Regions from separate parts of the Homo sapiens genome. Here region 2 is linked to region 1. A link is a contact called in ENCODE Hi-C or POLR2A ChIA-PET data. All regions are on one chromosome and are shown on one strand. Each heading gives the region's core, a stretch centred on a gene start or an enhancer-like site at or near the end of the contact. The rest is flanking DNA. Distances are from core to core; before and after follow the strand shown. Region 1 has its middle 150 kb from the start of TMEM200A. Region 2 has its middle 230 kb from the start of SMLR1.

Region 1 (5,548 bases), core at 1,012-3,511:
CCTGGTGCTTAATGAGAAAGAATAGAATGTCTCCATGGATGGGCTATAGAGTGAGCTACTTAGCTGTAACATGAAACAGAGGTACAGCTATAAGAATCTAATGGTTTTGGAGGCCATAAGTTGAATTAAATATCTATACATTCTTGTGTTTATGCAGCTGGTCCTTGAGATTTCCTTTCCCTAGGAAAATAGCCATTGTACCTCACACAGCTGACAGTGTGTGTCTTATAAAACCCGACAGTGGGAGTGCCACCTACGCAATCCAAGGAAGGGAAGCACTTTGATCTTTATGATGCGGTGGTGGAGAGTATTAATAGCAAATGTGATTCCCCAGTTAGAACTTCCATGACAAATTTTACCATATATAGAAACTCTTGACCATCTTATTTTCTTAAGGTACTAATTGGTTTCTTTATTTTAAAGCTACAGAGCCCAGACCAATGTCGATACTGTTAACACCACTTTAACAGCCAGCTCTGTATCAACTCAGGGTTCCTACTGATGAGTAGAGAAAAATGAGACAGAATTTCCAGCAATGTGTATTAAAGACAACTGAAATTTAAAAGCCATTTTTGGCCTGGCATGGTGGCTCACGCCTGTAATCCCACACTTTGGGAGGCCAAGGCAAGTGGATCACTTGAGGTCAGGAGTTGGAGACCAGTCTAGCCAACATGGTGAAACCCCATCTCTACTGAAAATACAAAAAGTAGCTGGGCGTGGTGGTGCATGCCTGTAATCCCAGCTACTTGGGAGGCTGAGGCAGGAGAATCGCTTGAACCCAGCGGGGCAGCGGTTGCAGTGAGCCGAGATCGCACTATTGCACTCCAGGCTGGGTGACAGAATGAAACTCTGTCTCAAAAATAAATAAATAAATAAAAGCCATTTTGTCCTACTTTGAGGGCCTACAAAAAGGTGTTGAAATCTTATAAATTAAAAAATAAATGAGGTCTATAAATTGCCTATAAAACACCTAACCTTTATTGTCTCACTTGTTACTTCCAACAAACCTGTGAGATAGGTTGTCTTCTTCATTTTATAGGTAAGAAAATAAGGTACAGATGAACTTGCATAAATAATCAAGTTAATAAAGCAGAGCTAGGATTTAATCCCAGGTGACTTCTTGAAAGGATGAAGTCTTGACCACTAGGTGTTGCTTCCTGTGTGAATTAAAAAGCTGTTGGGCTTTTTTTTTTTTTAACTTTGTGCAATTTTTAATGATTTTTATTCCTTTTAACATATCCAACATCCTTGTTTTTATTTCATGGCAATGGTGTTGAGTTGTGAATGTTCTAATAGAGAAGCCAGTCTAGCAGTCTGAACTCAAACTTGCCATCAATGTTCATACAGTGAGAAAGTGTTATGGTTTGGCTCTGTGTCCCCACCCAAATCTCATGTTGAATTGTAATTTCCAATGCTGGGGGCAAGATGTGGTGGGAGGTTATTGGATCATGCGGGTGGATTTCCCCCATGCTGTTCTCATGATAGTGAGTTCTCACGTACTCTGATGTTTTAAAAATATGTGACACTTCCCCCTACACTTTCTTTCTCTCCTGCCGCCACGTGAAGAAGGTACTTGCTTCCCCTTTACCCTTCCACCATGATTGTAAGTTTCCTGAGGCCTCCTCAACAATGCTTCCTGTACAGCCTGAAGAACTGTGAGTCAATTAAACCTCTTTCTTGATAAATTACCCTGTCTCAGGTAGTTCATTATAGCAGTGTGAGAACAGATTAATACAGAAAGTATCCTCAATTTTTGGTGCATTCATTTTACATTCACATAGTTCCCTGAGCTTTATTCCATAATTTCACTAACTGTTCTCTGTAGCATGTGTGGGATCCTTCTACTAGACAGGAGGCATGTTGAGGGCAAGGACTGTCATTTTCTCTGCTTTATACTCCCAGGAATTAGCCCTGTTCCTGATACATAGTAGGCACTTAATAAATGTTTGCTGAGTGAATAATGAAGGGAAACTCCACCTTAAATTCTTTTCAAATTCTTCACTTTACCAATAATATAACTGGGGCAGAAATCAGCAAAGTCGACTTACCAAAGATCTACATTTATTGTGTGGTAGACACAAGGCCCCTCGAGTCCAGAATCTATGCCTAGTGCTGTTTTCTCCATGGATAACTAAAATCTATGAGTACAAATAGGAAGAAAGAGAGAGTCTGCCTATAGAGTGAAAATTGCAGATATATTCTGTTACCTAGCGACATCATGAGAAGTGTTTCAGTTTCATCTCTCATAAAAACAAAGGACACCATTGTTAGTATCTGACTCACATCAGTGCTGTGACAACGCAAGGTGTCTCAGCACCTGGAAGAAACCAGCAGCATTAGTAAGTGTTCCCATTATAGAACCACTAATGAGGCAATTTGTTAAACCAGCATCCCCCTGCAAACCAAAATCAGACAAATGAGCTGGTACATTTGAAGGTTCAGAAAAAACAAATTCTCAGTAGAAATAGAAATGAGTCTATGCCAGGTATTTGTGACACATTAAATTCATCTGAGGCAATTATCATGACTCATCATCAAATGGAAAACCTAGGATATCCGGCCTGTTCTGCTGGAAAAAGTGGTTGTGAGGGTGCCAGCAGGTAGGATGGTTTTATTTGGGAGGACTCTCCCTTCTCCTAATCCACTGAGTAACAATGCATGACCAGTAATATTTTCAAAGGAACTGTAAGGAAATTGTATTGATACTTATGTTCTGATATGATGAATTAGCAGACGAAGTAATTTCTTAACCTGACACTCAAGTCTTCTATGATCTGATGGCCACAAGTACCTCTGTACCCCGTAATACTCATTTTACTGAGAGAATATCTGCATCTCTTTACTCATGCTGTCTCCTACCTTGCCAACCTAACCTCCTCCTGTGCATCCACCTATAAGACCCCACTCTTGGAAATACTGGGACTTACGCCCTCCTCCTACACTCAGTACTGACCTAGATTCCAGCTTCAGCAACTCTAGCAACACTGCCCTTAACCTTTTGCCTTTGGAAACTTGGCAGCATCATCTTCGAAGGATCCAAACCCAGGCTCAAGTCCAGTGAGTTTTCTCTGGTCCTGTGCCTGAGCAGCCCAGCTGGCACAGCATGGGTAGAGACCACCTGTTTCCTGTCAGCTTCCCAATCCCCCTTCAAAGTACTCAATAAATGTGTGCTGCTAGGTGATGTGACACAGAGAGGGTTTTGTCGGATAGAAGAATGCTGCCACACATCTATTTTTACTTGACTTATTTAACAGTTTGGAAGGACATGCACAATTGCTCTACACAGTATAGATCTGGCCACCCAAGAGATGGCTCAGACTCACCAGGGGACAGGGGACAGCCAGTGCTGAGGAGTGCCTGCCTTTCTGCTCCTGGCTACACTGTGTCCCAGAAAAGACATTTTCTCACAGCCAAAAAGCAAGCAGTCACATCCCTGAAAAAGATATTTTTCTTAACTCTGCACCTAGAAAATCATTTGGAGGATGGTACTAGCAAGGACTGCTAGCTCTTACAGACAGATGACCTCAGAGAAGAGCAGGGGACTGAGGGGGGTGGAAATCCTGTGGTCTAAGTCTTAGCTTAGACTCTAATTGAGATGATAGAACTGTTACTTAACTAGCAGTTTCTTTTTGTCTCTTCTTTTATAAAATAAGGAAAATAAAATCCACCCTATTTGACAGATGGGCAAACTAAAGATAAAATCAATAATATATGTGAACTGACTATGGGATTGCAAAAAGCACAATGGATTGGGACATTGTTGAGATAATAATTGTTGCAGAAAGATATGGAACGTATCTTTCCAAAAGCCCAAATGTGCCCAAACGTGGTGGCTGATACCTGTAATCCCAGCACTTTGGGAGGCCGAGGCAGGTGAAACACTTGAGGTTAGGAGTTTGAGACCAGGCTGGCCAACATGGTGAAACCCCGCCTCTACTAAAAATACAAAAATTAGCCAGGTGTGATGGCACCCACCTGTTGTCCTAGCTACTCGGGAGGCTGAGACAGGAGAATCGCTTGAACCTGGGAGGCAGAGGTTGCAGTGAGCCTAGATCATGCCACTGCACTCCAGCCTGGGTGACAGAGCAAGACTCTGTCTCAAAAATAAAAAATAAAAAAAGCCCAAATGCCTTATGAAACTTCAGAGAGTGATCATAATCTTTAACACTTTTAAAGGGTTTTACAGAGCACTTTTACATAAATTATGCTACTTAATCCTTACATTGACATCAAATTATGCGTGATTATTTTTTCCATTTAAAAAAATGAGAAAACTGAATTCCAATGAGGTCAATCTACTTAAGACAGCTCAGCTGGTTACAAGATATTAACTGAAGTCTTTTGACTCTCATTTTCTTTTTACAATACTACTGTTTCAAGAAAGGGATTGCAGAAAAAGTTGGATTAAAAGCATTACATTTAATACTTTGTTATTTGTGCTAGACAAAAATGTCCTATGGGCATATAATATCCTCAGATCCCTTTCATAAACCAAATTATCCTTGAAAATTATTAAAAGATTGCATTCAGATTCATGTGTCTGTTAGGCTGATTAATATTTCCTACAGAGGCTATTAACTACCATAAAGAACATTTCCACCATTTTGCTAACTAAATAGACTTCTTCATTATGAAAACAAAAATGATATACGGAATTAGATGGCAGCTTTAATAATTACAACTAAAACCATATGTAAAGATACAGATGAAATAAATCTAAATGAAATCATTTTTCAGGCAGGTTGTATAAAACATCAGTAGCCTTTTAAGAATAATAGGTTTGCTTGATGATGGTTCTTAAATATAGGCTCATTAGGTGTCTTATTATTGACAAGTAAGAATATAGTACAAATCTTAGAATACTGTGTATATTTTTAAGTATAATTTTTTAATTAATAAAGTACATTTGGTATTTGAATGAGTAAGGTCAGGGCTAAGGGATCTGTTTTGCTCATCACATGAAAAAAAAAAAAGATTATTCATCCATTCCCTGTCCTCAGGGAGAGTGAAATATGGGAAAATTAAATGGTACTTGGCAGATGACATTTCTGAAGCCTGGTAACAGAAATGGTAGAATAAACATTCACAGAAGCCCCTCCTATGCCATAGGAAACTTGTTCTAATAGGATCATCCCGAAGATCCTGATGATGTGTCTCATCACTCTTTATTGCCCTCATTAGTCACAAATTAGATTACAGAATCAGCATTTAGTAAATCTCAGCCTCCTTCCTTTCCCAAACTAGCGACTCATCCTCGAGTTTAAGAAAGAACACAGGAAGGAAAGAAGGCAATATCCCTCTCTGCTATCTTTGCTGAAGCTAGAAAACTGACAACAATGTCTTTTATTTCTTGAAGTAAATAGCATGTCAAATTATTAATCAGGTTTTTTATTTTCTATATCTTACGATGCTTTGATATCTTGGGGAGTCTTGCTAATATGGAGAGACTGCCCCTCCAGGGGTCAGCTAATTCCTGGAAATAGCACAAGATTTCCCACCCCGTTCCCCCACCTTGCCAACACATTTTTCATAAGCAAACTAACCAATC
Region 2 (6,128 bases), core at 1,903-4,402, 85 kb after region 1:
GGTTGTCAAAGCATCATCTCTTGAGATTTATTCCAGTAATCTAAGAAGAAACATGAAAGTCCTGTTTGTAGCACATAATTGAATATTTTAAAGTTCCTTTTGGATTTCCTTTTCATATTTGCTTGCTGATTAACTGAAATCCATTTTCAGGTCATAAATACAAAACTAAGAGCAAAAATCAGAGAGAGTAAGGAAAAGGTGTCTACTGTGAATCCATAGAAGTGTTGATTACATATATACCTTATAAAACAAGGAAACTCAATTTTTACCTTGTACATGGTTTCAATTTATTGTTGTCTACAAAAATCTCCAACCCCTGATTTTGGTCAATAATGTAAATTTATTTCATGTTCTTTAATTACTAAATATTTCAGGTCTACAATGTATATGTAGATATATAATACTTGAGAGAGAGAAGAGAACTATTAGTTATAATAAATGTCATTACTTTGTGTTTTCTTCTCAGTGATTCAACATCAGTGGTTATCAAAGTGTGGTCCCTGAACCCAAAATAGTATCACCAGCAACTTTGTTAGAAATACAAATTGTGGGCCCAGGCCCAAACTTACAGAACCAGAAACTCGGGGGGTAGGGCCCAGCATTCTGTTTAACAACAAATTCTGATTCTGATGAATGCTTCAGCTTAAGAGCCACCATTCTACACCTTGCAGATGACTTCCAAATCGACATCTGTTTCCAAATGCCTAATGAACACAGACTTAGAGATATAGCACAATCCAAATATCTCAAAATTCAAGTTTGTCATCTCCTTGATAAAACCAGTTTCCCTTCCCTGTACTCCCTAATACTCCCTAATACTACCTGTACTCCTTAGCTAATCAGAGCTGTCTAATTACCAAGTGTGTTAGTTTTCTATTGATTGTTGCATTAAAAATTCCCCAAACTCAGCTCACATAGTTTCTGAGAGTTGGAATTCTGCGAACAGCTTAGCTGAGTGGTTCAGGCTCAGGATCTCCTGTGAGGTTGTGGTGGTCAAGATGTCAGCTGGGGCCGGGTGCGGTGGCTCACACCTGTAATCCCAGCATTTTGGGAGGCCAAGGTGGGCAGATCACGAGGTCAGGAGATCAAGACCACGGTGAAACCCCATCTCTACTAAAAATACAAAAAAAAAAAAATTAGCCCGGTGCAGTGGCGGGCACCTGTAGTCCCAGCTACTCGGGAGGCTGAGGCAGGAGAATGGCATGAACCCGGGAGGTGGAGCTTGCAGTGAGCTGAGATCGCCCCACTGCACTCCAGCCTGGGTGACAGAGCGAGGCTCCGTCTCAAAAAAAAAAAAAAAAGAGAGAAAAGAAAAGAAAAAAAGATGTCAGCTGGGGCCATAGTTATATAAAGACTTCTTTGGGCTAGAGAAATGACTTTCAAGCTCACTCACATGGGTATTGTCAAGAGGCCCCAGTTCCTTACCACGTGTGCCTACCATAGGGCTAATTACTAGAAGGCAGCCACTTCCCCCAAGCAAATATTCAAGAATAAGCAACCAAGGAAAAAGGGCACACTGATTTTATAACCTAATATCAAAAACCACACACCATCACTTCTGCCATTATTGGTCAATGAGGCCAATCCTGGTACAATGTGGGAGGGGATGACATGAGCATGAGACTACCAGGAGGTGGGGATCATTGGGAGTCATCTTGGAAGCGTTAACCGTGCCCAGACAAGTATTACCAGGAGATTTCCAACTCTCTTACTCTCACTGTTATATACAACCCATAGCCAAGACTCATCAATTATTCAGTATCTCCCATGCCTGTCCCCTTCATTGTAGTACTTTTCCTGACTCACTCTTCTATCTCACTATCTTGCCTCCAATCTCTATACTATTCCAACATTCCTTCTCACAGCTGGGTAACATTCCTAAAATACAAGCCAGATTTGCCACAACAGACCTTCAAAACCTCTCTTGCTTCCTATCAAGTAAGTGATTCTTACTTAGAATGGCATTTACAGCTTCCTCTGACCTAAGTATAATCTGTCTTCCCAGGACCATTTCCTGCTATAACTCTTCATTCTTCTCTCTCCAGGCCAATGATTGGATATCTTCCCCAACTCTTTGTTTCTAGCAAAGCTCTTTTGATATTCTATTTATCCAGAACAACCTCTTTCTACTCCAAAGCCAAGATCAGATGCTGTCTTTACTGATATTCCAGTCAGAATGAATTATTATCATCCACGGCATGTTATACCTCCAATACAGAATTAGTTGCAGCTGTAGTTAGTTGTTTAAGAGTCCCTATTTCACCTACAGATTTTAATCTCCCCAGGGTTAGGGGTTTTCAGTTATCTTTATTATCAATACAATATTAGGGTTTGTTGAATTAAAATATATAATTTCAATAGGCCCTTTCATGTGAGAGATGATTCATACTATTCTCAACAATGCAAAGGAAAGGTATTTAAGTTTGAAATAATCATGACTATTCCCCTAAAGAGTAGCCCTTCCTACAAAGTTTCTAGTTGGAAAAGTAGCCTACAATATCCAGGCTATATTTTCATTTGAAAGACTTTTCCTACAGACAGATGGGACAGTCTCCTTTTACAATGGAACCTAGAAATGTGCATGGAGATGGAAGTGGTGAAGGCTCGTAAGTGTGGCTTATAAACGTGTTAAAATCTAGGGTGATGGGAGCCCCTAAAGGGTTTTTACAAGGGAAGTACCTGATCAGATTTTTATTTGGAGGAATTGCCTCTGAGGGAATTACAGGCTACCTGTCTGAATTGGACGGGGACAGAAGTCAAACCAACGGGTGATGGTGGTACGCTTGTCTACAGTGAAGGCAGAAAAGATGGAAAGAAGAGAGTTGCTCAGGGGGTAGAACTGGCCAGACATGATGATTGATTGTGAGGGAGAGAGCTGAAGGTCTGGAATGATGCCCCGGTGAGGGTTTTGTGCCTGTGAATCTGGACCTAGGATCAGGACTCAGTGGGGAAAAACACCTTAGAGCATGAACTTTGCACAACATGGTACCAGCATCATTGTCATGTATGGAAGACAGCCCATTCTGGAGAGAGGCCACAGGAGCTATCAGGAAATTACGCTGACCTTTTTTCACAAATGAATAGGCTCAAAATTAGATTCTTACACCGACTGACTAAAGGGAAAGCTATTAAACTGTCAGACAAGAGCTCTCCCTGGTTTTTATGAGTTACCATGATTCATCGTTCCAGGGGAAGGAGCTGAGCAAGAATCATTTCCGTGGCTTCTCAGGAGTTCCTGAAAGATCACACGCTACAGCATGAAAGCGGAAAGACTGATTCATAATGATAGCACCAAATATCAAATCAAACATCTAAATACAAAGTGTGCATGCTTGATATGTGATTATCAGGCATGTGATGAGGTTTTACTAAATCAACTTGATTGTTCTGGTTAGTATTATGAACGCCCTTTCATCTGAGGGTAGGGATGATAGAGATACAGAAGATAGCCACATATAACACAAAATCTTTCTAACTAAACATAGTTGACACCAATTATGACAGTCTCACATATAACATGCTTCACGTGATTAAGGGTTCTTATATTACATGGTACATTTGAGTACTGGTGGGGAAATGGCCAATAAAATACAGCATATCTTCCAGGGAGTTTTTTAAACATTTGCATTTGGATACCCTGAGAGGAAGCAAGTATCTTTCAGCCCACAGCCACAGATATGCTTAATTCTCTCACCGATAGTATTGCCTGGCTTCTGAGTTGGGAAATCTGAAGGAGAACAACCAAGAATGCTGAAATGGGGCAGGGCGCGGTGGCTCACGACTATAATCCCAGCACTTTGGAGGCCGAGCCAGGCAGATTACCTGAGGTCAACATGGTGAAACCCTGTCTCTACTAAAAATACAAAAATTAGCCAGGCATGGTGTCACACACCTGTAATCCCAGCTACTCGGCAGGCTGAGGCAGGAGAATTGCTTGAACCTGGGAGGCAGAGGTTGCAGTGAGACGAGATTGCGCCATTGCACTCCAGCCTGGGGGAAAAGAGCGAGACTCCGTCTCAAAAACAAAAAACAGAAGCAAAAAGAGTGCTAAAATGGGTATCCTTGAGAACAATTAATACAAGTCACTGAGCTAATTTGAAAGGAGACAGAAACACAGGAGGGTCGCCCTGCAGCTTAGAGTATCTCCCTGCCCAGGATATGCATCATCCCTCTGAAGCCATGCTGGCCCTAACCCTTATTATTCCCCTTAATAGCTCTTAAGGTACAATCCCTAAAAAGTCTTAGGAGGCCAGGCCCTGTGTGTGTGGATCCTGCTCCCACTTCCAGATTCTTGTCCCATCACTCACTTACCTTTCAGCAATCTGACCTCCATCCCCACAGAGCATCGCAGGTCATCGCAGCAGAGCCCTGTGTGGCATCCCACCCAGCTCCCCTTTCAAGCCCAAGGCACTCATTTCCCCCAGCTGCTAGGAATTTAAGCTGCTTAGCTCACACCTGAGTCCCACTTTGGGAATTGCCCTCACCTGGTTCTCCTAAGGTCATGCCCCCACCTCGGGACAGAAGATTGGTCCATAAGTAGCCTCAGAGGCCTGAATTTTAGGCAGCTCCAAAGGACACTCCAACTCCAGAGCCTCCTCCTTTCCTTACAGGTGTTATTCGTGAAAGCACACCCGATAAACACCTGGCCACAAATCTCTGTTTCAGAGTCTGTTTCCAGGGAGCCCACACCAGGACACAAGCCCTCCTCATGCCTGCCCCAAAGCCTTTGTTTCTGTTCTTCCCTCTGTCTGAAACATTCTTCAGCCATCCTCCTTTCCCTCTTTCCCCAAGTGTCTCACCTACTCCTCTTTCTTAGTTCTGGGGTCACTTTTCCAAGAATGTCTTTCCTGAAAGTCCAGTCTAATTCAGGTCCCACTGTTCTATGCTTTCGTGGAAACCAGTTCCCTTTCTTTATAGGGCTTCCATTTGCAATTATGCAGACATTAATTTGCATGTCTGCCTTACCTACTCCAGTAAACTCCATGAGAGAAGGAGCTCTGTTCCTTCTCACATTGGTGTTCCAGCATACAGCAATGAATCTGGCTCAAGTTTGGAATTCAACGAATAGACATTAAATTGTCTGGTGGATTAATTGATTGATTGGTGGAGTGAATGGCCTCTGCCATCAAAGTCCTTTCTTTTTCTGATTCATCTTCCTGATAACAGGGAGCCCCATTTTCTGGTGACCATTCCTCACTGTGAGGTTTTTAAAGTGCAACCATGTGATAAGCTGTAATTATTGTCTTTACCAAGATCATCTTAAGCATTGTATGTTTCATCTGTCAAATGCTAATCATCTAAGAATGTTGAGGCTGAAAACAAGAGAAATGTATGCATCCTCAGCACTGTACTTTCATGGTAGGAATTCCAAATAGCTAATGGACAATAACAATAAAATAGCTCAGTATTAAAATCAGGATCACTACTTCACCAAAGTCTTTTAAAGTGTTTGTAGTAAAGTTGTGGGAGATTGAGCTCTAAAATGCAGAGGAAAAGAGCTCTTTTTACTTCTACTTTCAGAGACTTTTGTTCTAGAAATTATTTTTAGTGTCGGTAAATTATGCTAATTAAGACAACTAAACTAAAAAAGTATATTTAGAACCAAGAGAACATATTTTACTAATGGTTTATGATTTCCCAAGCAGATTTAAAATTAGATTTATGTTATTTTAAGATATTTTTGTTTATCCAGCCAAATGTCACCCTAAAGGTCAAGCTGGCCAGAGAAAAGGGAGAAATTACTCTCCAACCAGCATTTTCTAAGCACATTCACTGAGCAAGGAATTCAAAGCCAAGGTCATTGGTGTCAGGAGAGATATAGTCTCGGAGGTTGCTGAATGATTCTAAAATCTTGTTAAGGACTCTGAAAAAGAGAAGAGAAAAGCCAGATCTTGACAGGCCGGAGCTTGCCTGGTGCTGTCAGTACTGTCCTGGCACTCAGAGCTAGGTTGTGGTGCTGTCCTGCTGAACACAATTTCACAGAACACCCACATCAGTCAAGTCCCCTGTATGACTTTGATAGATCATGACAAAATCAAGACACTTCCAAAAGATGTCTGAACTTGTACAAAAACAAGAACATTGTCCAAACCCCCCAAAATATTAAACATCCCCTACCCTAGCTGATA

The links. A loop is a pair of places that touch in the nucleus more often than their neighbours do. ChIA-PET counts read pairs that join two places held with the same protein, here RNA polymerase II (POLR2A). Pooled maps may share reads with other maps.
Region 2: a pooled map shows a loop between it and region 1 (7-fold over the local background). The contact joins two enhancer-like sites. A Hi-C loop is called at or near these places in 1 of 168 maps with a recorded cell type or tissue (A673) and 8 of 50 pooled maps. POLR2A ChIA-PET finds 5 or more read pairs at or near these places in 4 of 52 experiments (AG04449, activated CD4-positive, alpha-beta T cell, activated CD8-positive, alpha-beta memory T cell and 1 more).

What each region holds. Positions count from the first base shown.
Region 1 is chr6:130,515,255-130,520,802 of GRCh38, forward strand. No RefSeq gene overlaps it. Among named protein-coding and RNA genes, the nearest start is that of TMEM200A, 150 kb to the left of the region's middle. RefSeq lists an enhancer at 1,909-3,108. Within about 2 kb of position 2,262, at least 5 of the 41 ENCODE cell types and tissues checked have a DNase peak (open chromatin) inside an H3K27ac peak, as active enhancers do.
Region 2 is chr6:130,599,284-130,605,411 of GRCh38, forward strand. No RefSeq gene overlaps it. Among named protein-coding and RNA genes, the nearest start is that of SMLR1, 230 kb to the right of the region's middle. RefSeq lists an enhancer at 2,677-3,876. Within about 2 kb of position 3,153, at least 6 of the 41 ENCODE cell types and tissues checked have a DNase peak (open chromatin) inside an H3K27ac peak, as active enhancers do.